Regions from separate parts of the Mus musculus genome. Here regions 1, 2, 3, 4, 6 and 7 are each linked to region 5. A link is a loop called in an ENCODE intact Hi-C map of the cell type or tissue named here. Cell type or tissue: heart. All regions are shown on one strand.

Evidence for each region. A loop is a pair of places that touch in the nucleus more often than their neighbours do. Peaks named below come from ENCODE experiments on the same cell type or tissue, not always from the same donor. Only the 100,000 strongest peaks of a DNase experiment are listed, where the experiment ranks them.
Region 1: a loop joins it to region 5, with 6 times the contacts of the local background. A loop is called at or near these places in 35 of 42 quality-filtered maps.
Region 2: it touches region 5 in a loop (4-fold over the local background); 35 of 42 quality-filtered maps call a loop at or near these places.
Region 3: it touches region 5 in a loop (6-fold over the local background); 10 of 42 quality-filtered maps call a loop at or near these places.
Region 4: it touches region 5 in a loop (7-fold over the local background); 29 of 42 quality-filtered maps call a loop at or near these places.
Region 6: it touches region 5 in a loop (5-fold over the local background); 12 of 42 quality-filtered maps call a loop at or near these places.
Region 7: it touches region 5 in a loop (7-fold over the local background); 3 of 42 quality-filtered maps call a loop at or near these places.

Annotation. Positions count from the first base shown.
Region 1 is chr17:31,683,831-31,687,830 of GRCm38, reverse strand. No RefSeq gene overlaps it. Among named protein-coding and RNA genes, the nearest start is that of Cryaa, 7.9 kb to the right of the region's middle. In heart, a CTCF peak has its summit at 2,161 (motif pointing left); DNase peaks (open chromatin) are centred at 1,390 and 2,100; H3K27ac peaks cover 1,123 bases; H3K27me3 peaks cover 305 bases.
Region 2 is chr17:31,691,394-31,695,393 of GRCm38, reverse strand. No RefSeq gene overlaps it. Among named protein-coding and RNA genes, the nearest start is that of Gm30187, 15 kb to the left of the region's middle. In heart, a CTCF peak has its summit at 1,988 (motif pointing left); a DNase peak (open chromatin) is centred at 1,923; H3K4me3 peaks cover 796 bases; H3K27ac peaks cover 2,321 bases.
Region 3 is chr17:31,935,152-31,939,151 of GRCm38, reverse strand. No RefSeq gene overlaps it. Among named protein-coding and RNA genes, the nearest start is that of Gm30571, 25 kb to the right of the region's middle. In heart, a CTCF peak has its summit at 1,686; DNase peaks (open chromatin) are centred at 1 and 1,861; H3K4me3 peaks cover 328 bases; H3K27ac peaks cover 3,386 bases.
Region 4 is chr17:32,023,310-32,027,309 of GRCm38, reverse strand. The region is part of intron 2 of Hsf2bp (heat shock transcription factor 2 binding protein); the gene reads left to right. Among named protein-coding and RNA genes, the nearest start is that of Hsf2bp, 9.2 kb to the left of the region's middle. In heart, no CTCF peak of the experiment used is centred here; DNase peaks (open chromatin) are centred at 1,719 and 2,399; H3K27ac peaks cover 686 bases.
Region 5 is chr17:31,854,504-31,858,503 of GRCm38, reverse strand. Sik1 (salt inducible kinase 1) reads left to right here and starts at 2,700. Exons shown (of 14, transcript NM_010831.3): 1 at 2,700-2,832; 2 at 3,440-3,610. The coding sequence starts at 3,455. In heart, CTCF peaks have their summits at 1,612 and 2,442 (motif pointing right); DNase peaks (open chromatin) are centred at 293, 1,053, 1,803 and 2,533; H3K4me3 peaks cover 2,926 bases; H3K27ac peaks cover 4,000 bases.
Region 6 is chr17:31,789,102-31,793,101 of GRCm38, reverse strand. No RefSeq gene overlaps it. Among named protein-coding and RNA genes, the nearest start is that of Gm41563, 34 kb to the left of the region's middle. In heart, no CTCF peak of the experiment used is centred here; a DNase peak (open chromatin) is centred at 2,261; H3K4me3 peaks cover 751 bases; H3K27ac peaks cover 3,207 bases.
Region 7 is chr17:31,727,189-31,731,188 of GRCm38, reverse strand. Gm30255 (a long non-coding RNA gene) reads right to left here. Exons shown (of 3, transcript XR_385531.1): 2 at 369-445; 3 at 1-129. Among named protein-coding and RNA genes, the nearest start is that of Gm30255, 2.3 kb to the right of the region's middle. In heart, a CTCF peak has its summit at 2,155 (motif pointing left); DNase peaks (open chromatin) are centred at 2,148 and 3,778; H3K4me3 peaks cover 319 bases; H3K27ac peaks cover 3,773 bases.

The DNA.
Region 1 (4,000 bases), 170 kb after region 5:
CACTCGAAGAATAATACAATGATAGTAAGTTTTTAAAAGAGTAAGTGAACTTAGCCTTGACTTCATGGGTCACTGTGTGTGCTCCTGGTTCAGCCGGCTAGAGGCTGGACTCAGGCTTGTGGCTCTCCATCCTATACTTTTATAGGTTTCTTCATCATTAAAGTGTGTTGATATCTGTCCTCAGATATCAGGGGCTTCCTGGAGAGGGCAGGCACAACAGTGTATGTGAAACAAAGACAAACTTGGGGACATCAGGGACTTGTGGGTGGTCTCCTATTCTCAGAAAGATATGACTTACTTCTAACGTCCAGACTCAAATGTGTAACCTTATATGGGGTGTTCACGGAAATGACTGAGTTAAAGATAGAACCATGAGGCTGGAGAGATTGGCTCAGCACTTAAGAGCACTGACTGCTCTTCTGGAGGTCCTAAGTTCAATTCCCAGCAACCACATGGTGGCTCACAACCATCTGAAATGGAATCCAATGCCCTCTTCTGGTGTGTCTGAAGATGATAACAGTGTACTCATTAAATAAATAAATAAATAAATAAATCTTAAAAAAAAAACCAATAAAAAAAGACGGAGTCATGATATCCTGAGTCAGTTGATCTCGAGAAGAACTGGGAGCAGGGGCTTATGGGAAGAACCATTGTGACAGAGATAGAAGTTCAAGGGTGCTGGGCAGTGGTGGCGCACACCTTTAACCCCAGCACTTGGGAGGCAGAGGCAGGTAGATTTCTGAGTTCAAGGCCAGCCTGATCTACACAGTGAATTCCAGGACAGCCAGGGCTACACAGAGAAACTCTTGTCTCAAAAGACAAAACAAAAAAACAAAAGAAGAAGAAGAAGGTGTGTTTGTGGTATATATATATATATATATATGTGTGTGTGTGTGTGTGTGTGTGTGTGTGTGTGTATGTGTGTGTGTATGTATTTGTGGTATGTTTGTGGTATGTATGTGGCATGTGTTTGTGTATATGTGTATGTACATGTGTGTAGTGTGAGTTTGTGATTTGTGTATGGTATGTTTGTGGTATATATATTGTGTGTAGGTGTTTGTGTGTGGTGTGTTTTGTGGTATATGTGTGTGTGGTGTGTTTACGGCATATGTGTGCGCAGGCTGTTTGTGGTATGTGTGGGTGTCTGTGTGTGTGCGCACACATGAGGTATATATGGTGTGTGTTCATAGTGTGTGTGTTTGCACATGTGTGTCCATGTGTGCATTCATGCATGCCTGTGACACGACACCTGCGTACCTGCATGTTTTCCTTTCTGTCGTGTTCTCATGACAGCCTGCAAGCACAGGCTTGTGCTCTGCCTGCCTCTCGGTTAACTCAGTCCTCAGCCAGGAATCTTGGAAGAAATCCCATGTCCTTGGGGCTCCCAGCCTCTAAGCTAACAACAGCAGCCCCCATCCCCCTGCCGTGGGAGGGAGGAACAGAGGCTAAAGGACCTCCTAACAGCTGCAGCCTGGGGCTCCCCTCTCAAACTTCCTGAAGTGAGAGATGGAGAGGGCAGGAGATAGAGGTTAGAGGTGGGGAGTTCTACCCTGCAGAGAAGGCTGGTATCCTGGGTAGCCTCCAACTCTTCCTTCATGCCTTTCCTTCTAAGCTGAGACTGTCAGCAAGCCGAGCCAGGAAGACAGAACCTATGATCTCAACACATGTGTTAGCTGAGGCTGCCTGGTAGCCCCTTCTCTCCCAGCCTCCCAGCCCCCACATGGGTCTCTGCAGCGTGGCCGGAAGGAGGCAGTTCTGGCTGTCTCTTTCTCAGGAAGAAGCCCTAGCCCCTGGGGTCCAGCCGGCTCACAGCTCGTGTCAGTGTGCGCTGGAACCGCAGCAGAGAAAGCAGGCCAGCACGATGCTGGCCTTGTTAGGCGACCTCCCCTTCAAATGATTGTTCCATTATGTTCCAGATTCTTCATTATGAAGGAACTGGCCCTTTGTGTGTCCCCTGCTTAGGCGCTCTGCTGGCCCAAACTCCTGGGGCCAGTGGCATCTCCTGCAATTCCTTGTCACACAGGCAACGGCCCCCAGAACCAGGCCCCTGATGTTTATTGCGGCTGCTCCCTGTCTCCTAGTGAAGGTGACCCTTAAGGCTGGTGTTCTTGAGTCGGTGCCTGGCAAGGTCTCCTCTTTGAGGCAATGCCTCTTCTGCCACCTGGTGGTCAGACTGTGTCACACCATGTTAAACTAACGCGGGACTCTCCTGCAGAGAGACTGATAAATCAGCCTGCTGCCACAAAGAAAATCCCCCACAGAACAGGAGCAGCATCTACCGCCTTCCTCAGAGACCCCGTTCTGCTGATTTCCTGTGACTCTATAATAACCTTCTACCTGGAGATCCAAAGTGCTGGCTTTAAGGCAGTGATCCTCAACATTCCTAACGCCACACCCCCTTCATACAGTTCCTTAAGTTGTGGTGACCGCCCCCAACCATAAAATTATTTTGGTTGCTACCTCATAACTGTAATTTTGTTACTGTTATGAATTGTAATGTAGATATCTCATATGCAGGCCATCTGATATGTGACCCCTGTGAAAGGGTTTTTCAACCCCCAAAGGGGTCACCACCCATATATTGAGAACCAATGATTTAAAGGAAGAGGTGGGTTTCACCCAACTTTCACCAGCAGGCAACACAAGGCAAGTGACTCCATTTCTAAGCCAGGATTTTTCTCACCAAGCCACAGGCTTCTGGGTAGGTTGCATGAAGCCTGCCAGTTGCCAGTGCGGCCAGCGTTCTGGGCCAGTGATGACATTATCATGCAGGTGATCATCCCAGTTAGCGTTACTTATCAGCTTAGCAGAATCTGAGATTATTGGAGGCAGGGAAAGGGGGGGGGGGCAGAAGGGAAGATTCTCAGTTGAGTCTTTATCAGATTGTCCTGTGGACATGTCTGTGGGAGATGGTCTTAGTTGTTTAATTGATGTATCATGGACCAGCCCACTATGGACAACACAATTCCTCAGGCAGGTAGTCCTGGGCTGTATAAGAAAGCTAACTGGGGCTGGAAAGACAGCTCAGTGGTTAAGAGCACTGACTGCTTTTCCAGAGGTCCTGAGTTCAATTCCCAGCAACCACATGGTGGCTCACAACCATCTGTAATGGGAGCCGGTGTCCTCTTCTGGTGTGTCTGAAGACATCAACAGTGTATGCATATGCATAAAATAAATAATGTTTTTTTTTTCTAAAAAAAAAAAATAGAAAGAAAGATAGTTAAACGTGAGCGTTGGAGCAAGTCAGCAAACATCATCCGCCATGGTTTCTGCATCAAGTCCCTGCGGGATTTCCTACCCTGACCCTCCTCAGTGAAGGATGAAGCCTGGAAGTGTAAATCAAATAAACCCTTCCTCCCCGTAAGTTGCTTTTAGTGAGAGAGTTTTACTATAGCGACAGAGAGAGAACTAGAACGGTGAGGGTGGCAGCGGCGATGATGTCATGATGCTCTTAGTGACAGTGGTGATGGCAATGACGTCATCAGGTTGTTAGGTCTCGAACCTGGGACAAATGGCTAACTGGGGTGCCTATTCATGTATCAAATTGGACGCTGTCCTCCAGCCTCTCCTTCAGCATCACCAGTACCTGTTAGGGCATCATCCTAGCTGGCATGCCCTGCCCTGTACACCAGGCTCTCCAGCCTGACGGTTGAGGAGTTCTTTCCACAGCCTGTGGGACCAGCAAAGACAAAAGCCCCCAAGTCTGGACAACCTCTGACAGCTAATCAGATCCCCAAGAGGGCAGCTTGTCCTAGACACGGCTATACCCAGTGTGTTAGAGCTGGGTCATCATAGCCTCCTACTGGGACAGCATCTAACAGACCTCACCAGGACCCCAAAAGAGGTCAGGGTCACCTGTCACAACTCCTAATACATAGGACCTGTGAAAGAAGCCCGGGTGGATCTTGAGATTTCCAGGCCTTGCCATTTGCTGTCCCAGGGCCTCAGTGTGTCCCTGGCTAAGTCTGGGTTCTGCCTAGACAAACATGACAGTACTGAT
Region 2 (4,000 bases), 160 kb after region 5:
TAATGAGATCTGACTCCCTCTTCTGGAGTGTCTGAAGACAACTACAGTGTACTTACATATAATAAAAATAAATAAATTTTTTTAAAAAAAAAGAACACACTCTGTATCCCTCTGAGGCACATGGGTACTCTGTACCCAGCAGGTGCTAAGGAGGCAGAGATGAGCTTGCCTGAGGATAGGCAGGGAGCCACAGCCCCCTTCCTGAGCAACCACCACACTGGCCATGGTGAGGTTGGTGGGGCCACTCCTTGGCTTTGGGCCATCGAAAACTCAAAGGGCAAACAGAACACAAGCTCAGGGGAGCTCAGTGACACCTCCTGGGTGGTCATGGGGTTGGGGATCCCTACAGGGTAGGGGTAGAAACAGTACAGAAACAGATGCCTCTAGTCCCAGCATTTGGGACACAGAGGCAGGGGGCTCTCTCTGAGTTCAAGAGTTCAAGGGCAGGCAGAACTATGTAGTAGAGAGATTTTTGTCAAAAAAAAAAAGAAAGAAAGAAAGTAAGTAAGAAAGGAAAAGAAAAAACCAAACAAACAAAAGTACAGGAGGGTCCCAGAAAAATGTGGCCACAGCCTTACAGGCATACAGGGGCACCCCAAAATTCTGGTAATTCCTATATAGCAAGCTTCTCAAAGCATCCCTCTGCTGAACCAAGTACAGTAGCACTTGCCTTCCAGGGTTGTGGCTAATATGAAATGCGGCTACACTTTCATGCAGATAGTACAGACTGAGGGGAGAGCTCTACGCCCACCTTCCCTCCTCCTCTCTTCCCTCCCAGCAGACCCAGGAGCCATGAAATCCAGGCTCTAGCATCTCTGTCCAGAGCTGTGAAGGCCAGTGCCACTGTGGCAAAACAGATGCACCTCTACCCTCAGAGAGTGCACGCAACCCAGCACAGGCACACACACACACACACACACACACACACACACACACACACACACACACACTGTAGATGCTCAGGATCCCAGTCACAGGTAGACACAAAGGAGGTCAACCTGCTTTAAGATCTGTGACAACCCTGAGCAGCAGTGCAGTACCTGGCAAGTCGGGCTCAGGTCACCATATAGATGACTCCCGTTTCTCTGTGAAGAGCACACCCCCACGCCATCTTCTCCCCACCCCCGACTTTTATCCACAGCCTGCAGCATGTGTAGTAGGTGTGTGCAGTGGGTATGTACATGTACCTGCCTGTGTCGACTGAATCAACTCAGTCCTGAAGTGGAGATGGGGCACAGTAGGGCACCTGTGGGGATGGGGTCCCACCCACAGCGCTGTCATGGGCCTTGGATTGAGGGCATCTACCCTTCCAGGGACGTGGGATCCAAGAACAAGTTCAAGTCAGCAAAGGAAAGACATAGAAGTTACATCAGCCTCTTACTAGTGGGTACCTAGAACTTCCCACTGCCTTTTTGTCCCTCTTCCCCCTCCCCCATCCTTGCTCTCTTGGTTGTTATTAGCCGGCTGAGTTCCATCTGCCCCGCCCCCCTTTACAGCCCTGAAACTGAGAATTGGAATCCCCAAGTAATAAGATGGAGAAACTGAAGCCCAGAGCAGTGGGCAACTTGGCCTTGTGCCAGCAAGAGGGAGGTGGGACTGAATGAGGTCACTGCTCCTCAAACCGGAGTTATTCTTATCTTCTTGGTGTCGCGGTGACATTCAAGGCACGCGTTTGAGTCACAGCGTGGGCATCAAAGAGCTTTTAGTGGTGGTGGAGAGGGCCCCTTTCCAGGGTAGGGTCGTGACCTTACCTAAGAGGGGTGACCAAGCAGGACGATTCACCGCTTACCTCACCCCATCCTACTCCGTCATCCTCCCGCCCCTGCATGTACCCCACCCCCACTCTTCCCTCCCAGCAGGCCAGTGTCCCACCTTTGTGCGTCAACCCCAGCACAGCTGAGGCACCTTGGATGATAAGCCTTGAGGGAGGAGGGGAACCAGCCGCCACTGTAGGTCCGGAACTGGGTAGAAGGCGCCCCCTGTCGGCCATGTGAAATCCAGCCGCAGCCTCCGTGTTATCCAGCTAGTTTCCAGCCCTCAGGACTACAGATTTCCCAATCTCTTCTGTTGGAAGGATGGGTAGAAAAATGAAGTTTGTTCCCTCCACACCCTATTCCTGAGCGGGTTTGTTCCCTCCACACCCTATTCCTGAGCGGGTTATCCTGGTTGCTACCTAAGCCTCGTGTCCTGGACTGTCTGAGAGTAAGATACTCATCTTCAAGCCCTGGTATCAACAGGTAGTTCTATTGGTAGGAGCCAACAGCGTCATGGGATAACAGCTTCCTGTTGTGTGCTCTTTTAGAAGGTTGCTGGCTGTTCATCCAGAGCCCACAGCCTAACCCTAACCCTAACCCTAACCCTAACCCTAACCCTAACCCTAACCCCTGGGATTCCACGCACTCCAGCATAGCATCCTGGCTGAGCTAGCTGTTGTGAATCTAAGCTCCAGCTAGACACTCTGCCCAGTGGGTGCCCTCTCTGCCCAGCTGATTAACCCCTGCTCAGCCAGGCCAGGCTATAATAAAAGCATCCACCGCCTGGCTACTGAGGCTCTTCCTAAGGCTTCTAGCCTACCTCATAGGCAGACTGGAAGCCCTGTCACCTGCTCCAGAAATAGGGCAAAGTGCCCTGTGTCCTGGAAGGGCATCTGCAAGAATATTAATACAAAGAAAAGAGCATTTGTGTTGAAGTGCTGAGATCTGGTCTCCCTCTTGTTTCTGTCACTTGGATATTTTTAAAGATTTATATTTATGTATATCATGTTGTATGAGCATTCTGTCTTCATGCATACCAGGAAAGGGCATCAGATTCCATTAGAGATGGTTGTGAGTCACCATGAGGTTGCTAGGATTTGAACTCAGAACCTTTGGAAGAGCAGTCAGTGCTCTTACCCGCTGAGCCATCTCTCCAGCCCCTCTATTGCTCTTAGATGCAAAGTCAATGCTGTCTCTGAAGTGAAATGCGCACTGTGCTTCTGCCAAGCTTCCTCCCACACCTAAGGTCTTCCTACTGCCAGTGACCTTGTGATCTGCTCAAGGTCACCACCTTTAAGGACATGACCCCAGGTCCATGCTTGCTGATGGGGAGGGGGGGATCCTGGAGACATGATGACTTCAGGAAAAAGAGCAGCTTCTCCTGGACAGTAACCACCCAGGGTAGTCGGTTCCGGCCCTGGGCACCATCATTCTAAGCCCTTCCTGTGGCCCTCAATGTCCTCATCTGCAAAATGGAGCAAAAGTGCCCATTCCCAGTCAGAGTTCCATTCTCAGCAGGCATCAGAGCCGCCCATCGACACCGTGCATCCTCTTGCAGTTTGGGGAGCCTTCCTGACTTCGGAGGCTAGTGTCACTAATACCAGCTGGCTTCAAGGGCCACTGTGGCAGGTCACTGAGAAGACCTGCCGTGAGTGAGATCACCTTGGGTACCCTTTGTAAAAACCAGCCAGCAAACTCCTGTCACTGGCCCCAATTTTGCCAAATTATCACACACCTGATTCCTGAGCCACACAGGAGGTTGGAGATCTAGTTCTCCCCCATGAAGGTTTTGGGGAGGACATGTCCTAAATCGGGCCCTCTAAGAATAAGGAGCAAACCTACCAGCCTCCAGGCTACAGTCAAATGGAGGCGGGGAGACCCCCATCTGCAGCCTCAGTGAGCCTAATGATCATCTAGAGCCAAAAGCTGCCAAGCCAGGGGTGGAGGTTGTGGGGGACAAAATTATGACAGGAAGGAACATGAGGCTAGGCACGATGCTCTTCTGTGAAGTCACTGGATGAGACCTCATGTACTAGCCCGCTCACTCCTTATTTGTTTGTTTATCCTACAGTGTTTGTGGAATCACTATTCGGTGTCAGGCTGTTGGAGGGTGGCAGAAAATTAGGCAGATCTAGTCCTTAATTCTAGCTCTGCCTGGAAAGCGTGATGCTCTCCTAGGAAAAGGAGGGCAGGCAAAAATGCCTCTGCATAAAACCCTAAGAACCTCAGAGCGTTGTAGGCAACCT
Region 3 (4,000 bases), 81 kb before region 5:
AGCAGCTTCCAAAAGGATGTCCATATTTGGTGCAGGCCCCGGAAGTTCCCTGAAGACAGAGCCTCTGCTGTCCATGGACATGGATGGCTGGAGACCTGACCTTTGAGACCGGCCTCCCTTTCTCTCTGGTTCTCTGGCCCACTCCCTCCCTGGGGTTTCCTAAGTTCAGCAGAGCTGCCTGTGCAGGAGTCTTGCTTGCCTCTGGCTTTTCTCTGGGAGAAGCCAGGTCATCTGAGAGAAAGTTGAGTTACATTCCTGCCTGATGCAGGTCAGGGTGTGTGTTCCTGGCCATCCAGCCCTCGCTATGTAATTTCTACCCGAGGCAGGATAGATCGTCCGTGAGTCAGTGAGTGAGAGTAAGGGGAATGCACGCAGTGCAGTGAACAGGTGTGTCAGTGAGCCAGCGCTCCAGCGGGCTAGACTGAAAACAGAGTGATTTAGAAAGTCGTGGCTCAGGCCCAGCGTGGTCACAGTGCTTCCCAAGAGCCTGGCATGTAGGCAGGCCAAGCTGGCTGGAGCACTGGGCTGGTCTCAGGCAAGCCTCCCCATGTGGATGGCAAATCCAAGGAGTGATTGTAATTGGGGAGGAAGCTGAAGGTTCGAGACCAAGTTCTAGAAAGACTGGGCTGGGGTTTGCATCACACCCACACGGTCCTTGTCATCATCAGATGATGCATTAAGGGTTCACCACGTACAGAGATGGGGGTCACAGGGAAAGGGCCTACAAGCTAGGTCATGCTGTGTGATGTCTTGATTTGTATTCTGAGAAATAAATAGATTTATTATTATCAGAGAATATTATTATCTATTATTATCAGAGAATATTATTATCTGATAATATTATTATCAGAGAATGGGGTGGGTGGGGAAAGAACATCCTGGGAAGAAATGGGGTGTGTTCCCTCATGGTGTCACAGGGCCAGTCTAGTGGTTTCTGTTTCTTCTAACCAGATTGACTTGGCCATCCAGGGTCTGAGTACCGAGCCTACCAGGTGTTGCTGAACGGAAGGCATGCGGGTAGAGGCCAGAAGACAGCCCTGGGTGGGAGTCCTCTCTTTCCAGTTTGTTTGAGACTGGTTCTCTTACATTTCTGCTCCTGTACTATGTACACCAGGCTCCCTAGCCTGCAGGCATCTGGGGATTGTCCCATTTCTGCCTCCCATCCCTCCATGAAAGTATTGGGAGTTATTAGATGCAGCCTACTATGCCCAACTTTTTGTTGGTCGAGGGACTCCAGCTCAGGCCCTCACACTTGGTGGCAAATGCTTTACCCACAGAGCCGTCTCCCCAGCCTCTCTCTCCCTTCTATAGTGTCAGATAGATTTTGTGTTCTGGGAAGACAGACAGCTTGTGGAGATTGAATTTTTCGGACTCCATCATCCATGGAACCCACCCTTCCATCCGATGTAGAGGATTTATCCTGTGAAAGGACACGTGTGCATTGACATGTGTAGATTGGAATTCACAGGGAGACTCTTTCACTGGAAAGAGTGCTTCCCCGGGAACCTGCTCTTCATACACACTGAGGCATGATCTGAAGTGAGGGCTCTATAGGCACACGCTTGTGGCAAAGGGACCCCAAGTCACTCATCCTGTGGCCCTGTGACTTCCTGTGGCCAGTGGAAGTGGCTCAGAGACAAAATACCCACTCCACTTCCTGATCTGTATCACTGTGGCTTCCACCATTTGGTGGCAGTGTTGGGAGCCCTGAACCCCAGGTGGCCTTTCCAGTTTAGCCTGCTCCTTGGTATGTCGTCCCTCTGGAAGACCTCTTAAGCACACTGTCTGCCCTTTCCTGTCCTCTGCTCACTGGCTTTAGATCCCTCTCCGGCCAGCCAGATATCAGTGTTGTCTAGCAATGCTAGGTCCTGGAGTAGCATAGTCCTGTCTCTCTGGGCTGCTCCAAGCAGCTGGACTGCAGCTGGGGGCTGCTGCTGCTGCTGGAACCCAGACTGTGACCCAGCACATGCGCTTTGTCACTCTCACTTCTTTCCTTCCACACAGCAGCATCTCTCCACCTCCCTAGCAGCCCTCCACTGGGCCTTGATGTAAGCAGGCACTCTGGATGAAGGTCTCTTCCCCGAGCCCTGGCGCCTGTCTTTCCTGTTTCCTCCCTATCCCCGTCTCTCCAAGTGTTCTTCCTCTCACACTAACCTGCCATCTCCCTGTGCTTTGTGGACTGTCTTCCATCTTTGGGTATCCCAGTATAGACACTGTCTCCTCAGGCTCACATCTAAGTAAAAAGCCCCCTCAAGCGGAGTCTTTTTCTAGCACCCTGGGACGCTAAGTGGGGCTGGCTCATACCCTAGGCACTGGCCTCTGGCTAAGATTTCAGTCCATAATGGATAGGGCAGTTGGGGTCTGGGGAGCAAGGCAGAGGCAGAAACCTGGTGTAAGGGGCTGCCTCCTTCCTCAGAGAAGCCTGGGGGTGCTCAGGGCCCCTGTCACTTGAAGCTTGGCGATTGAACTAACTACTTGCCAGGTGCCTTCCAGAGGTACACCTCCCAGGTATCACATGGTTAGTTGCTCTCTTTTTGTTTTGTTTGTGATACCAAGGATCCAGTGAAGGGCCTTATGAGTGCTGGGCAAGTGCTCTACCATTGCAATGTATCTTCAGGCCATTTTATCCTTTGTGTTAAGACAGTGTCTTGCTGTGTTTGCTAGACTGACTTTGAACTAGCTGTATAGGTTAGTTAGACCTTGAACTCCTGCTTCAGCTTCCCAAGTCTGGTTCTGCTCCTTGTGGGACCAGTGCACTGTGCAGGATGGAGGGGTGGAGAAACCTTGAACTCAGAGCATTTTTTTAAATGGGGTAAGAAGGCACAGAGGGAGACCATGGCGAGGCCTCCCTTCTTCCTCCCTTACTTCCATGCTGTGCCCAAGCCATGATGTTTTCCTAGGATGGGCAAGCCATTTAAACAGTAAGTGCTTTGATGCCAGGCTGTTGAGCACTCAGCCTCTTGGGCGTCTGAAAGATTTACCACAGCAGTCAGCAGGATGGAAAGGAACTGTGTCCTCCGTCCTGCTCCTAGCCTGCACAGGCTCCCTCCCTGGCACTGGGATGCTTTTGGAGGTTCTGAGCTGTTGGCTGGGTGCCAGATGTGGCTAGGTACAGAAGGCAGTGCCCAGGTAACAGCTGTATTCTGAAAGTCCCTTCTGATTCCCAGGACCCCCAAGACCAGGGCTTCTCAACTGGAGGTTCTAGGTACAGCCCAAAGCCCTGCCCAGGAACTCCATCAAAAGAATGGCATTTACTCTTCATTAAAGAAACTGCATGGCTCGGCTGGTGTCAGGAGGTAGGGCAGGCAGCAAGCCCTGGTACTAGGGGCAATGCAGGGGTGTGAGAGGATGGCAGGGAGTACCCAACTTTGCAGTAAGGAGACCGGAGCCCCAGAGATGTAGGGAGACCATAGAATGTCTGCTAGAGGAGAGATCGAGTAGTATATTACAGCTCTATACAATGCCCTCAGGGTGTAGCTGACATGGGGCAAGGCTGCCTGATCTGACCAGATGTGCTGGGGCAAGGCCCTGACCACAGCAGCACACAGTTCACTGACTGTTCCCAGATGTGTGCTCTGTGTAGACAGGCCCTACTGTCCTTTACCCCAGCACAGCGTGATGAAGGGTTACAACTGGATGAGGCCACAGATGAGGCCAGGCTGCTGTATGTGATTCATGCTGCAGCTCTGGGGTTGTCTGTGTGCCCCTCAGGTGGTCTGGGCTCCTGTAGGGAGCCTGGACCTGTGCTCTTGGCTGCTGTTTTGTTGTGGCTCCCTGTGGATAGCACTTGCTCTTCCTGCCATGCTGCAGCATGGAGTTGCTCTAGAAGGTGAGTGGGAGCCTGGCCAGGCCACAGCTGCCACAGTGTCTGTCGGTTACCCAGGGTGCTGATGCAGCTGCTGCCCAGGGCTTCCATGGCGTCTGTCCTGAGTGTCTGTGGGCCTGCTGGTCACATCCCTAAGGATAGGCTGGCGCTTTACCTCTAGGCAGCTCTAACCTC
Region 4 (4,000 bases), 170 kb before region 5:
ATTGTGGAGGTGTCTGTTTGCTGTGGAAAACCATGTGAGTGGGAACGCCTGACAAAGGGCTGACAGTCTGATGAAACCCTGGCAAGTTGCAGAAGTATCTGTCAAGCATTTCCCTGAAAAGATAGCTTCAAGTATAGTCCCCAGGTCCTCAGAATGTCACAGGGGAACAGTGAGGCCTGTTGGGCTCTAGTCCATTTTGTCAGGAGAGTTTTAACCAGGGTCACAGTGAGGTCTGTGTGAAGATATAGGGAGGCCAGAAAGGGAAGATAGTGAAGAACAGGCCATGTGAAGGTGGAGGTAGGGTCTGCCAAAGTGCTACTTAATCCAGGGAATGTTGGGCAGAAAGAGGCAAGGAACAAGTCTACCTGTCAAGCTCTCACAGTGAGTTTGGCCCTGATAGCACCCGGACTAGGGTTTGAAAGTCCGCAGCCCATGGGACTGCATTCCATGTGCTTGGCAGGGATTGTGCCACCCAAATCTCAGCTCAGAGTGAGATGGAGCTTGTCAGTATTGCACTCCTTTCTCTGAAGCTTCCGGAGTACTGGGGAGGAAAAAGCTAGTGGTTATTTAAAAGTGTTTGTGTTTTCAGACAGCTGTTGTGGTAAAAAGTATTTCACATTAATGAAAAACAACTGATGACGTGTTATAGACGTGCCAGGTAACAGGGGAAGAGAAACCAGATCCCAGTGTGATCTGAACGTTTTTGATCTGTGTTCAAAAACAAAAACAAAAAAAAAAACCAAAAACCAAAAAAAAACCAACAAAAAAAAAAAAACCAGCTACCAATACCACCAAAACAATTCAAACTCAAACCTATCGGGCTATGTGTGGCTCACACCTATAATCCCAGCCCGGAGGAGGCTGGGGCAGCTGGATTCTGGAAAATACAGTGAGACTCTGTGATCTAAACCCCCAAACAAAGCCTGAGCTGTATAAAGTATTGCTGTTGAAATAGTCTGCGACGTACATGGCTTCCCTCTATCCCTAGTCTGTCTAATGTGCCAGCCTCTATGCAGTTGTGTTGCTAGAGATTCTCCTGTTCTGAGTGCAAAAGCAGTGGAAGCAGCTAGGCTGGGTGACAGATAACCTGTTTTCATACAGAGTTTGTGTAAGATGTTTCCGTTCTGTGTATCAGTCATTGCGTTGTCTATATTATTTATGTTTGTAGATTGAAAACATTTGCAAAGGCAATATATTTTTTTATGTATTGTTTTTATGACCATTTTAGAGATGCTATGTAGATCAGGTTGGCCTGGAACTCTTATAGAGATCTGCCTTCTGCCTCCTAAATGCTGGGATTAAAGACATGCACTACCACTCCTGGCCAAAGGCAGTATATTCCCACTGTCCCCAGTCCCCAACCCCCAGACAGGGTTTCTTTGTATAGTCCCGGCTGTCCTGGAACTCGATCTGTAGACCAGGCTAGCCTTGAACTCAAGAGTTCAGCCTGCCTTTGCCTCTTGAGTGCTGGGATTAAAAGGATGCTCCACCACCACCTGACTTAAAAGCAGTACATTCTTAAGGGAGATCTTTTGTTTTAACTAAAGTTGTACTTTTCTGTCCAAGTAGAAGATGAAGAATGTATAAAGAAGTGATACTCATTCTACAACATTCCAAACATTTTTCTAAGCCCTTGGGGTGCAGCATAAAACAACATGATAGTCTCATGTCCTGGTGGCGGTGGTAGGTTGCAAGCAATGGTTCCATCAGGCCACTAGGCGGTGGTCTGACACAGCTGATACAACTGCTGTAGGGATGGAAATAGTCTCTTGAGCAGTATGGCCTGAACTTTTCTGGGGTTCCATATTGTGACAATGGCCTTGTTGAGCCTGTTGCTTTGGTGTGAAAACCTGTGCATGTCCACATAAAGCTACACAGAGAGGAATTTACTATAACAAAAGTGTTGGATGGTTAAAATTGGTTTCTGTATATTTTTACATGCAAGATTTGCAGAGATTTAATTGCTCCCCTCCTTTCGGCTGTGTTCGAGTAGCAAAGTTTAATAATAGAAGCAGACTTTAAGAGCTAGTTGCAAAGATAAAATATCGAAACTGCTGATACTTTTACTACTTAGTTTCTGTCTGGTTATGTGGAATGTATTCACATATGCTTATAATGTATATGTGTAGATAACATTCAACACGATTACATGTCTTCAACAGTGTTATTTTAAGACATGAAGGTCCATTGCTCACTGGTTTCGTGGGTGGTCAGGATTAGTGGGACGAAGGAGAGTTCACATGGTATGACATACCTGAAAAGTCGGGGAAGAAAGCTCTGACGTAGGGGAGAATAAATAGTCCAGCGGGGCTTGCATGTTTCTAGGAAATGTGAAAGGGACCTTGCCAGCCGGTTTCATAATCTCCACCTTGTTGTTGACCTTTGGGTTCTAATCTTCCTTCTTGGACAGGGTCTCAAGGAAATGTAGGCACTTTCTTTGTTCTTTCTCCAGAATGCTTGGGATGCCACATGGCTCTAGGCAGTCCCTGGGGGTTTTGTGTAAGTGTTCCTTTGCCTTTTCAGATCTCTGGAGCACAAAGCGTGCCCCTTCCCTTGCCTGCACATGATTGATCACCAGCCTGTAAACCTTTCCTCCTTGAGGTGGAGGGGTGTGTGGTCTTGCATATGTTCTTTAAGCATTTGTTCCTTTACTCGGGTTTCATTACCCTCTGTTTATACTCCTGTTGCTGTAGCTGAGCTCTCTTGTCCACTGTGTGTTCCTTTCTTGCTGCTAGTGATGAGAGCTGAGGCTGTTGATTTGAAGTAGTTGGTTTTGAAGTATGATTAATTAAAGCCTCTGCTAGGAACCTTGTTAGAAATTTAATTTCTTTGGGCTGGAGAGATGGCTCAGTGGTTAAGAGTATTTGCTGCTCTTGCAGAGAGGGCTAGGATTTGGGTCCCAGCACTGGTAACCCACAACTGTATATAACTCCAGTCCCAGGGGATCTGACACCCTCTCCTGGCTTCCATTGGCACCAGGTGTGAACATGGTACAGATACATATATGCAGGCAAAACATTTATACAGTTAAAAAAAAAAGGATTTTTTTTTCTTTTATGTGTGTGTGAGTGCTTGCTTGTATGTTTGTTCACGGTATTCACACTTGGTACTGAGGAGCCAGGATTGGGAGTCAGAGTTGCAGGCAGTTGTAAGCTGCCATGTGGGTTCTGGGAACAAAACTCTATAAGATCAGCCAGTGTTCTTAACCACTGAGCCATCTTTCTAGCTAATCTTTAGAAATCTTAAAAAAAGAAATGTACCTTCTCTTTACCCCTCCCTGAGGAGCAGTTGGCAGCTACTGGTTGTTGGAGGAAGGGGAGTGGTTCTTCTCACTGCTGTAGTCATTGGTAAGTCACCTGTGCTTCTTGTTCACACAACAGATGCTAAACTGAGAAGGTCATACCCAACCCTAACAGCATCCACAAGCCATGAGAGTAAGAGGAGGCTTCTTGACAGTCAGGTGGTCAGCAGCAGTGGGAGATGCATGAGAGTGGAGGATGGGGGGAGGGGGCAAATGTAGTAGATATGTCCATGAAAGTGGTAATAGGAAAGAGTTACCTTACAGAGAAGAGATGTAAGTTCTGAGGCCCACCTAATAAACTCCATGTGCCAGGTCCAAGTCCCCTGGGATCCTAAGCATATTAGGCTTTAGCCAGCTGCTCTCTCTTAGTATTTATTCTCAAATCTTGCATATATATTGGCAAAAAAAGAGTTTGATTTCTTAGCCTTGAGATCAGACTATTAAAATTTTGAATTAAATACCCCATTTTTTGAACAGTGGTATTTCTGCAGTATGACAGTATTTAAAGTTGATAATATGCTTCTCGTTGGTTTATTGATGTGGGTGTCTTTTGAGTTTTTTGTTGGCCATTTGACTCATAAGCTAAATGCTGGTGGAGAGGAAGTGTTACGTCGTCACTACCCCCTCACTGTAGCATGTTCTTGTCTTGATCTCTGTTGCTTCCCGCCTCCGTTTACTACTGCAGTTGTTCTATTGAGT
Region 5 (4,000 bases):
CTTCCAACTTCATGGTCCAAGCAAGAAAACCAGCCTCCAGGACCATCACACTCCCAGGACAGGTGTGATGGGAAACAGAGTGGTTCTCATTTGCCAGTCAGAGTACTGTGTCACCAAGTCACCTCACTGGCACAATCTAGTGCCCCTCCCCTGATCTAGGTGAGGAATCCCTGAGTCATTTGCTCATGTCTCCAAAAGCAGCGCATGCCTGGTGCTCTCTTCCTCCTCAAGTGCCAAAACATTACCACAGAACACAACAAAAAACAAGGTGCTGGAAGAAATAGTTTCCAGGGATCAATGACACAGAACCACTTGGGGAAGACAGGATTTCAAGAGAGTGCCAGGTACCAGCCCCACTCTCTGCCTCTATGGACACAGCAAGCTCCTCCTCTAGGATCTGGGAGGAACAGATATGGTCACTGCTGGCACAGGACAGCTATTGGAAGCAGATGCTCAGGAGGGGCCAGACACTTGCCTGGATCCGGGTTTGCCTCCGGACAGCATCCTCCACTAGGTCTGGGCCCCAAGCTTTTTGTGTTGCCTTGAGGACATGACTGAGGTATGGTTGAGGGGAATTTTTTTGTTTTTGTTTTTATTGTAGTCATGAGGGAGAGAACCACCAGAGGCCTCTGGAAGGGTCCAGATGGAACATGGTCAGAACAATAGACTGGACCATGAGAGGAGAGAGACAAATGGGGAGCAAGAGGATAAAGAAGAGAGAGGGAGACAAAGAAGACCAAGATGACAAAGACCGAGAGGGGGCAGGGGAAGAGAGAGAAAGAGACCAAAGAAGAACCAAGAGAGTCAGTCCATGGCCAAAATGGTTAGCTTACATAAGAATAAGGCGGCTGAGAGGAGCCAGGCACTTTAGATGCTGAGACATACTAACGCAAGTGTCAGCCCTGACAGGTTAATAGGCACCTCAGCCATTTGTCCTTTGGAACCTCACACTGATGACATGCTTGCGAAGAACACCTCAGACCTTTTGGGAAGGCTCTGGCTAGACCGAGGCCAGTGGGTGGACAGGCTGGGAAAGGATGGGGGCCCATGAGGTAAGAACAAGGGGTTTCCTACCCTCTGTGCAGCTCTCCTGGGAACAGGGAGAGATGTTAGGACGCCCAGGGGTGAGGGGAACAGCAGTAAGCTGTTCAGATAGGAGAGACTAAATAACTGCCCCAAACCTTGATTTATGAACCTGGGACAAACCAGGGGGAGCATGTTGGAAGACTAAGGGGCCCTGAGATGGCTACTGTCCTTGAATGTCCTTCAAAACACACGGACCGGGAAAGGCAGGGCTGCAACTGGTACGATCCTTGTGGGAGTAATGTACAGTAGCAGTAGTACATGGCTGGCCCCTGCGAGCCCTATCTCAGGCCAGCCTACCACCCGCCTCTACCCAGGAAGTCTTCCTCCGTTGAGGAATGAATTCTGATGAATTCTGAATCAATTGTGATTAATCAATCCACCCGGTGCTAGTTTTTCTCTCACACAGGAAGCCACGAGGAAGAGAGACACAGAAGTTTAGCTCCAAACCGCCACCTTCCTAGCCTTTGGAGAATCGTCTGTCCCCTTTCTCGTCTGCCCTTAAGAACACATCTTACTTTCTGATGAGGTGTGAGGGAACACAAACAGAAGGAGTCACACACATGCCATTTCCACTCTCTCCACACTCCGTCTCCCCTTTAATGGGCCCTGCTTCCGGCAGGCACTCTCAGGGTCAGTTCCAAGGTCCCAGCCGCCCTGTGTCCTATCTGTTGTCTGGAAGCAGCTTGGGGACAGACAGGGTGGGCCAATTGGCAGACAGCAAGAAAATGGGCAAAGTGCCCAGTCCTCCAAGGGCCCCACCTATCAGCCCTGAGTAGTGGCTGGGTCCTTTTGCAGCCCGTGTCTAAAGCACGCGTCCTATTCAGCTGTCCCAGGACACCACTGCTGGACCAGGCGGCCCTTGAAGCAGGAGGCTTTGGGAAAATGAGTCGCGTTTTCCTGCTTTAACTTTCCAACTTGCTGAATATTTAGAGGTTTTCTCTCTCTCCTCTCTCCTCCCCCCCCCCCTCTCTCTTTCTATAACAAAAGTAAGTGGCGTTCAACTAACCAACACTTTCCTAGAGCCAGGCATTCTTGCAGCTGGCCGGCCCTCTCAGGGATGAAGTGAGGGTCAAGGGGCAGCCACTGCTGGCGGCACATCGAGTGCCCAGCATAGCAGACTGATCAGTCTAGGGCCATCAGCCCCAGAGTCCCACGCCGAAAATCCCGCAGCTCTATTCCACCCTGCTGAGTCCGAAGCGAGCACTGAGCACCCAAAGGGCACCGTACCCACCATGAAGCCCCTGGAAGTGGTCCTAAAGCAGGCTCGGTCTCCTAGTCGGGGGCGGGGGTGGGGTGGGGGGGTGGGCTACAGCAGTGTCGCCCATGCCCGGCAGGGGGCGCCAGCAGTCTCGGGCGGTTGCTGAGCCGGGCCCCTGACGTCACCGCCCGCGGTCGCCATGGCGACGGCCTCACCAGCGCGCGCGTCAGAGCCTCCAGTCTCTTGGCAACCGCCCGATCTCCGCTCCCCCTCGGCAGGCACCGGGCCGCGCGTCGCTCTGGCGTCAAAACGACGTCAATGGGCTGTGCCTGCCGCGGGGGGCGGGGCGAGGCGGGGCTTGTGCGGGGCGGGGCCGGGGCGGGGCGGGGCGTTGCCGCGTGCGGCCGGCGGCGGCGGGGCGCTGACATGCGGCGAGGCCCGGGCGGTGGCGGCAGCGTTGGCGGCGGCGGCGCGAACGGCGGGCACCGGAGCAGAGCTAGCAGCCGAGCGGGTGGCATCCCGGGTCGGGCTCACGGAGGGCGGCGGAGGTGAGCAATGGCGCGGGTTCGGGTCTCCGAAACCCGCAGGTGCGCGCCTGGGGTCGCGGGCAGGACTCCAGCCCGGCGGGCTCCCTATTGTTGCGGGTCGGCGCCCGGAGGCGGGTCTGCGAGCGCCCGGTTGTGGAGCCTGTCCTGAGGAGCCGAGCGTTGGCACTGGTGGACGGGAGCGCGGTGAAAACCCGGGACCGTAGGGTGTCCAGGAGCTGGCTTGGGGTCGACTGCGGGTGGACTGCTGGCGCGCGCGCCCGGCCGGGACCGGAGGTCGGGGGGCGCGTGCGTGGGGGCTCGCACTGAGGGAACCTGGGATCGAGGGGGCGCGCGCGTGGGGGCGCAGGCTGGGGGTTCGGGATAGAGGAGTGTGTGCGTGGGGACTTTAGCCGAGGAGATACTGTATCAAGGAATGAGCGAGTGGGGGTGTGAGCTGCGAACCTGGGTCGGGGCCACACTAGGAGCCTGGGGCTGGAGGAACAGAGGGTTGAGGACGCACGCGTGGTGGCCTGGCGGACACAGTTTCAGTGGCCGGGTTTGGCGGGGAATGGGATCGGGACCGAGCCGGAGTCGGTCGGTGCTGAGCGCACTCCTCGCTGACCCGCAGGTGCGGCCCGAAGCCATGGTGATCATGTCGGAGTTCAGTGCGGTCCCCTCAGGCACTGGCCAGGGCCAGCAGAAGCCCCTCCGGGTGGGCTTTTACGACGTGGAACGGACCCTGGGCAAAGGCAATTTTGCAGTGGTTAAGCTGGCGCGGCACCGAGTCACCAAAACGCAGGTGCGCGCGCGTGTTGTGTGTGTGTGTGGGGGGGGGACTAAACCAGGGGGTGGATCCAGCCAGGGGGTGGCCCCCTGTGCTGATTCAGTCCTGTGGAGTTGATTGTCACAATTGTAAACGATGACATTGTTTAGTCTGGTAAAGGGGGAAAAAAGCTTTGTATTATGCTTCTACATAATTTGTACAATTACTAGGGAAGAGCAAAGATAATAATGACCAGCAACCGCCCCCTTCCGAGAGAGAGAGAGAGAGAGAGAGAGAGAGAGAGAGAGAGAGAGAGAGAGAGAGAGAGAGAGAGGGAGAGAGAGAGAGAAATAGAGAGGGGGGAACACAACAGAAGTGAGCAGCTCCTTGTAATAAAGCTAGCTGAAAAATACAGAGGCTTTAATT
Region 6 (4,000 bases), 65 kb after region 5:
TATACGCACACAAGTGAACTCAGACCAGCACACATGTATACTTGAATAGATATCACACACATGCGTGTGCGTGCACACACACACACAGCACAAAAGGAGAAAAAGATAACTACACTTGCCTGAGCCCTCCTCTTCCCACCTCATCCCTATTTATATATGATGGCCACCATGTGATCCCTATTGGAAGCATCATCCAACGACCCTTTGGTGGATGCAGCCTGCACCCGTTGCTTAGAGTATTGCAGGAAAGCATTACACACATTGTAGCCTGGTGGTCCAGGCGGAGGAGCAAGGTCCCATTGTGAGAACAGGGCCACTGAGGAGCTGTTAGCCAGAGCCAGGCTGGTACCAGGGGGCTGTGATTTTACCCGCCATCCTTACAGACCCACGCAGGACTTCTGGGAAGCCTGAGCCTCCGGTAGGTAAGAGGCTTCGCTCTCATGGCCCTAGGACAAGGTGCTACATGGGAAGCAAGCAGATCCTAATCCTAGGAAGAGATGACGGTTCGGGTGGCCTCGATCCACATGGAGAAGCAGCAGCTCCTGATCTGCAAGAGCCACTGCCTGTCAGCTCACAGGGCTGCTTTCCTTCTAAGTCCCGTCGCAACCCCGCTGTCCTGTTCTGGAACTTTCCTCGGAAGTCTCAGCTGCTCTGGGCCCTGCTTGGAAAAGTTCCTGTCGTTTTCAAATCCTAGAGCCCATGTCCTGTGGCCCTGGGTCAGTAATCTCTGAGAAGTTTCCAGGATCCAGGGTCTTCCGGGACAGAGCGTATTTGCTGGGGCTGGAGGCACTGAGCAACTCCCTCCTATCCCCCCTGCTGGCCTCTCTGACCCACACAAAGATTGTGGGGCTGGCATTTGTTCTGCCCCTGAGGCAGAGAGGCCCACCCTTATAGAGGGGTCATGCTCTTTAAGCTCCCGAGTGGTGCATCTCTCCACCCTTCTGGTTGTGTGGCTCAAGGAACCACGCAGGCACGGGGTTTCCTCGGTACAGCACAGGGTTCCATTCCAGCTGTCAGCTAACTGTTCTCTCTGTGGCTGGAACGCATCCTCCTCTCACAAAGCTTGTCCACTACGCAGCCTCACCCTGCTCTGCTTGCGTATCCACCTGACCCATCATAGAAAAGACATCTTAAAGATCATGTCAGTATCCTTAGCCTTGTTAGGTCTGCCCACCCGGACCTGGCCCAACCTAGAGTAGCTATCCCACTGTAGCCATCTGCCCTGTGGCTTTTGAGCTTCTGCGCATGCGCTGCTCGTGCAGGTCGCCATGAAGAGACGACTTTGGGCCTGACACGCAGTGTGCACGCTCACGAACAAATGCTTGCATATGAATGTACCAGTGTGTGAGAGTAGGCTCATTATGTGCCTGCGTGGGTGTGCACGCTGTGAACCTATATGTGCGTGTATATCTATAGAAACCGTGAACATCTATGTGCGATGTCCGCATGTACCATACAGGCGCATGTGCCTCTTGAGTGGATCTCATGGGTGTATATGTGTCTGTGTGAACACGTATGAATGAAAGTCCTCCCGTTTAAGGAAGAATGGTGTGCTCTGGTAGGCTGGGAGAATTTCTAGGCCGCATGTCGCTCTGCTTAGGGTGACCAGGGCTTCCACCCCTGACCCCATTCAGTGGTGCCTAGAGAGTGCCTGATGTCTTCACAATCATCCACCCTCGTGAACTCATTCAACACATTTCTCCTAGATTTCAGCAGATGCTCACGCAGCTATAGGCACATGAATGGAGAGTCTTCTGATGGGGATGGCAGCACCTCAGAGGCCAAGGAAGGCAGGCCACTGAAGCTCTGCTGAGTGCACTCTTCCTTCCTTACTGCCCATGGGCCACCCTCACTCCCTTCTGGGTTTGTGTATCCACCTGGCCTTCTTTCCTTCCAAGTACCCAGTGGACAAAGCTAAAAGACCCCTGTGGCACTAGAAAGAGGGCAAGGGGCAGTAGGGGGCTAGCAGGCAGGACATATAGCTCCTAGGACAGCTGTCTGTCCTTGACCTTCAGAGCACCATATGCCACGTTGGCCACCCTTTAAAGAGCAGCTGATTGTCTCAAATGCTGCCCTGCTCTGGAACCTGCACGCCCTCCCTCCGTGGACCGCAGGCTGCCAGCTGAGTGGCGGGTGGCAGCTGCCCTGAGCTGGAAGCTTTTGATTTGCGTCAGTGCCTAGCTGGCCAGGAGGGGCCTGCACGGCGGGTGCTTGGCAGCTGCAGAGAGTCACAATGACATCACGGCTCTCAGGAACCCAGGCAAGCATCCCAAGAGAGACAGACAGCATGGTCAACAGAGCCACATGCTGCTGAGCCCTCACCCCTCTCCCCACGGTGCAGGGCTTTGAAGGCAGTTTCCATGATGCGCACACCGCGGAGGTCAAGCTCCCAGAGGCGGAGCGGAAGTGGATTATCCCTCCCACATTGGGCTCCCTTTGGCTCCCAGAGCAGCCGGCTTGTCACTCTGTGTCTACCGGGTCATGGAGAACTCCTGCTAATTGAGGCCCTCGGTAGGAGCCCTCACCACGCCTGCAAACCTGCAATTTCACAGAGATAAAAGCGTCCTCAAAGAGCCCCCAGTGTGAGCACTGGGAGACAGAGGGGTCAGAAAGAGGGGGCACTGTCTACTCTTTCCTGGTGTGTCACAGAGGCTGTGCCGTAGCCTAGCCTCTTCCTGGGTGGAAAGAGATGGGCAGTCAGTAGTAGGGGTGTGTAAACCTACATGTGTCCCTCCACAACCCCGATCCTCCCCACCCCTCCTCCCGTGTGCCCTCTCATTTTTACTGATGCCTCCTGCTCTGGGCAGGAGCAGTTGTGAATCACTTCAAAGACTGGGTGGTTTATCCTTACAAAGAATTTCTGGGAAGGCGCCGGCAGCCTGCTCTCTCTCTCTCTCTCTCTCTCTCTCTCTCTCTCTCACTCACACACACACACACACACACACACACACACAGAGAGAGAGGGAGAGAGAGAGAGAGAGAGAGCAAGCAAGCGAGCAAGCGGTTGTCACCATGGTCACCCAGCCCATCCCCCTCCTGTCAGCAAAATGCTCCAACTTGTGGCAGTAATTACCCCTGGTGGAGCTGCCCATATCCCTTCTGCTAGTGTCTACAAGGTCGTTCATGCTCCTTAGCCAAAACACCCTCTTTCTGTTCCCATGGCCTCTGTACCCCTCATTGAGTCCTGGGTTGAGAATAAGGTATGTGTGTGTGGGGGGGTGCAGTTGTGATTGCAATGGACTTGTGGTCAGACACTAGTTGCCCTGCTGGCTTAGCAGACTGAGGGATTGGGCATCGCCTGTGAAGGTGACCTGGGCTCTTTACATCTTGGTGAAGGCTTCTTAGTGCTCTGTGATCCGAGTCATTTTCCCCCTTACTCCCCAAGGGAGGTCCTTACCAGCTTCTCTCCCTGGAATCCAAGAATCCGGGAAAAGAAGGTTTCCAGAGACTCCAAACCAGCCAGGTTGAAGGGGCGTAGGCCCACAGGAAAGCAGTTAAAGGGCCCCACCTTGAGAGTTAAGATCTTGTGCTCAGGATCCGTCAGCCTAGGGGACAGGAAGCTGGCACTAAGAGCCTAGGGTGGTGACAGACAGTGTGTGACAAACAGTGTCTGATTCGCATGGAACTGTGGTTTGGAGAACGCCAAGGCCTCACTGTGTTCCCTCCCCACCAAGCAACTGTGTGGCTCCCATTTCCAAGTGTCTGGGACCTTCCCTCGCCCACCCCACCATGCTTTCTAGGCTCGTTCTGTGTGGTTGAGAGGCTGAGTGCTGAGTCACCCGTGGGTCCCTAACTTGGAGCATCTTAGTGTATTTGTTTCCTGTGGCCGATGAAGCGAAGCACAGAAGGCTGGGTGGCTTAAACCACAGACATTCACTGTCTCCGAGATCTGGAGGTCAGAAGTCCAAGGTTGAGGTGTGGTCAGGCAGCTGTCCAAAGGTCTCAGGGCAGCTGGTGACCAGCTTCTCCAAACCCCTGGTGCTGTAGAACTCCTAAGACC
Region 7 (4,000 bases), 130 kb after region 5:
CCCCATTCCACAGTTGGGAAGGAGGTACTTCAGGCCGAGGCAGATTCCAGACCAGGGTGTCCAACTGGTGTCCAACTGTGTGGGCCTCATTCCAGCAGGGGCCCTTAAGGGGAGCTGGAGTGGCTGGCTCTGCAGGAAGGCCAAGGATGAGGCCTTAGAAGGTGATGCTGGGAACCTGAGCTCTCAGTGTCTGACTGCGACCAGTGGCCAGGCAGACAAGAGCAGTTTCCAGGGAAGCGCAACACCAAGAGAATTACGTACAGGGGAAAAGTGAGAAACTGCCCCTTTCCAGCCTGTAAGTTCAAGCAGTGGTGTGCCAGGGACACACAAGTGCTTCCTGAAGGATCAACCACACCTGTCAGGCTTACCTCAACAACACCGTGGCCTGTGGTGCTGAGCCTAGAAGCCAACTCCTGTGCTCTGCCTTGACTCCAGTACTCAGCCTCTATAGGGGAGAGTGAGCCTCCATGAACCCCAGACAAGCGGTCCCCCAGATCTGCTTTCTCACTAATGGCCACCCCCATGCTCATACTGATATCTTTAGCCAGGCCACGATTCATGTGGAAGCCCACAGCACAGTTTGTAGCACTTAGGGGCCCACAAACTGAATCCCATTGACTCCTGGGGGCTCGTGTCCATCTCTGTCTCCCCAGATCCATTCTTGGTAGCATCTCTCAGTTTCAGCACCTTAAATCCAGAGTGCTTTTTGGACTGTGTGGATTCAAGAGACTGGAGATGTGGAGGAAGTGTCCGGACCATGGCATCTCCATCTTGGACAGTGTTTATTCCCAGAGCTAGTCAACAGTAGCCACCATGCCCACCTCCCTGCCCTGGTGGCCTTGGGACAGGGATAACAAGCAAGAAGTCAGTATACCTACTGCAGTGACATGATCCAAAAGTGTGTGTGTCCCCGCCCCTAAATATATGGGTTGATACCTAACCTGCAAGGAGATAGTTCCTAGGGGTGGAGCTAACACAGTGACAGGAGAGCACCTCCAGAAAGGAGGTGGGGTCTATGAAAGCTAATCCTGATTGTCAACTTAATGGGATTTGGCCTTGCCACGAAGGCAAGCATCTGGTGGTATCTGTGTTTTTAGTCTTGGTTAGCTGAATTAGAGAGACCCATTCTAAACAGAGGGGGCGGGGCATCCCATGGGCTGGGGCCTCCCTGACTGAGCACAAAAGAGAAAGTGAGTTAAGTACCAGCATCCTTCTCTCTTCCCTGACCCGGCTACCTCTACCTCATATGCTGGCTGCTATCACTTTTCTGACTGCAACAGAGTGTGTGCCCTCCAACTGAGAGCCAAGAGAAACCCTCACGTACTGAAGTCACCTCTTAGTCTGCCATTTTGTTCATAGCTGTGAGAAAAACAACCAAAAGAAAGCCCTAACAGAAGGGACCCCCACCCCCAGAGACCTTCCCTTCCCCTTCCCCCAGTCAGGACTCAGCAAGGAAACACCGTCTACCAAGCAGAGTTTTCCTCACCTGACACAGAACATTCAGGCACCCTGATATTGGACATCAACCTTCAGGACAGAGAGTGAGAGACAAAGTTTTCCTCTGTGGCCTATTCCCAGTGTTTTTTTTTTTTTTTTTTTTTTTTTTTTTTTTTTTTTTTTTTTGGTATTTTTTTTGGTATGATAGCCCAGACAGACTCCAGCAGGCAGTAGCAGGGACAGTCCTTTCATTTTAAGCAACAGAACAGCTGCCCCTCCCAGCACAAGTTCTCTGTCACTCCACGGACCCAGACAGATCCTACAAGAGCATCAAGATCAGAAAGCTACCCTCCCAGCCTCTATTCCTGGGGCTCAGCTGCGGCTGACTCATGCCCGCACCGCAACCTGTCAACGTGGGACGTGACTCAGCCAGTGTCACTTGGCCCAACCCATGTTACCTGCCCAGAGACCAGCTGGGTGTCCCTTCACCCAGGACATCCCCACCCTGCCCAGCCCTTAGCCTTAACCCAGATGCCTGCCCCTGCCTCCTCCTGTCAGGCAGCCTCTGTCTCCCCAGCTGCCCACCCCATTGCAAGACGAAGTTATCCTAGGAACCAGCAGGCTCAGTGTGGGATCAGAGCCAAGGTCCAAGTCACAAAGGCATGGCAGGCCCAGACAGGCTTGCTGCACACTCTGGCAAACAGTAAAATAGCAACACCTCCCCCTAGAGGATAGCCCCCTGGACAGCCCCATCTGGAAGAAAGGACTTTTTACATGGCCTCTGGTGCACCCCCCACCCAACCTTAGGGGCTCTTGGCAGCTCTTTCTCTGGGCCTCGCCTCTTTGTCCTCAGGTGCCTGGATTCTGGTACCCATGGTGATCTTCCTTACAGTGGAAAGCTGATGTTTCTTATGGTGACTCTAAGCTTAGCCTCTGCACCTGGGCTGATAGAAGAGAGACACTGGTGGCTCTTCTGGTACCAGGGATTTTCTTGCAACTCACAGAGTTGCCCTGGCCCTCTGATTGTTCATGTTCCTTCCAGACAAACGGTACCCATGAGCAGAGCAGCAGGTACGGTCCTGAAGCCCACCTAGACCAGACAACGTATGCACAGGAGGTATCAGTGGGCCAGGAGCGAGAGACAGATTGAAGACTAGACACCATCATATGGTGAATCCAGGGCAAAAAGAGCCTTGCTCTTCACACAACAGCAGAGCTGTGGAGAGTCAGAGGCCTCCTTTCTCCCCTTCCCTCCTGAGGGCATGGGGATCCTTCTGACACCCTGAGCCTAGGAGCACCTCTGCAAGCCTGCCTTGATTTCCAGGGGCCCTGCCTGCAGCTCTGTTGGCTGCCTAAAAATGTTTAAGGGCTGGCTATTGAGCCACAGTGCCCTCAGTCCCCTGATGGAGGTGTCTGTGGAAGTGGTAGGAGCCAGGTCCTTCCTCAGGGAAAGCCCTGTGTGGCCAGGAACTTCCCCTATTAGCCCAGGTTGGGAGAACACACTTCCCATGTCTCTTGGAGGGCCATGAGTCAGCTTTCTGCTGACTCAGCACAACCCTGGGCAGGGGGTCTCTCGGGAGCACCTCTACTGGGGCTCCAGACAGGAATGCAGATTCCAGAGTAGCTGGCAAAGCAGCCCCAGAATTCGTCCATTTATTCACTTCCTGCGAGGAAGTCCCACCAGCCATAGCTTTGCTGCCGTGCAGTCTTTGAGAATGAGGCTCTGGGGTCAGCCGGCACTTCCAGTCAGTCTTTCCATCTGTCAGATGTGGGATGTGGGACTCACTCCATTCTTCCTATGTCCCCTCAACTCTTTTGCAGGGACAAACCTCCACAGAAGGACCTGTTCAAGTTTATCTTTCTTTCTCATGTACACATGTCACCAGCCTTGTCAAGACCCCAGAGGACATTGCCAACCTGCTTGGAAGGACTGCTGATATCCCCTGACCACATCCATCTCACAGACCTGCAGTGGTCTCAAAGGGCCTGTGCCACAGCAGGGCCCTCAAACCTTGGATGGAATCCATTGTCATGGTTAAGACCCCAGGTTCCACACTCTAACCTATATTCCTCTCAGAAAGAGCAGAAAGAGCTAACAGAAACCCTGGCTTAGATGAGGCTTGTGGGAAGGGCACAGCAGAGACTGAGATGAAAAGCTGGTCTGCTTCCGCCATGGGAAAGGAAGCAGGCATGTACCTTGCAGATTGGTAACTGAGGAGGAGCCGGCATTTGCTGAGTAGCTGTTCTGGGACAAAGGAACACGGAATTGGCAAGGGCAAGGCTAAAGGAAGCTACTGTCACTCAAACGTGTTTGGCCTTGGCACTCCATGAATAAGAGCCCAGTGAGTCCAGGAGAAGCCAAGCCAAGCTGGCTGCACTCAGTGTCAGACCCAGAATCCTCCTGCTCCTTCTCTGGATCCTTGCTTGACCTTCAGACAAGGCCCTGCACCCAGAGAGAAGGAAACCAGATTTGCAGCAGGCTAGAGATGGATTAACACTGGAGGGTAAGGTCACAGCAGGAAGGCCAGCCCTGATTTTCCTAACAAATGCTGGGTCACATCAG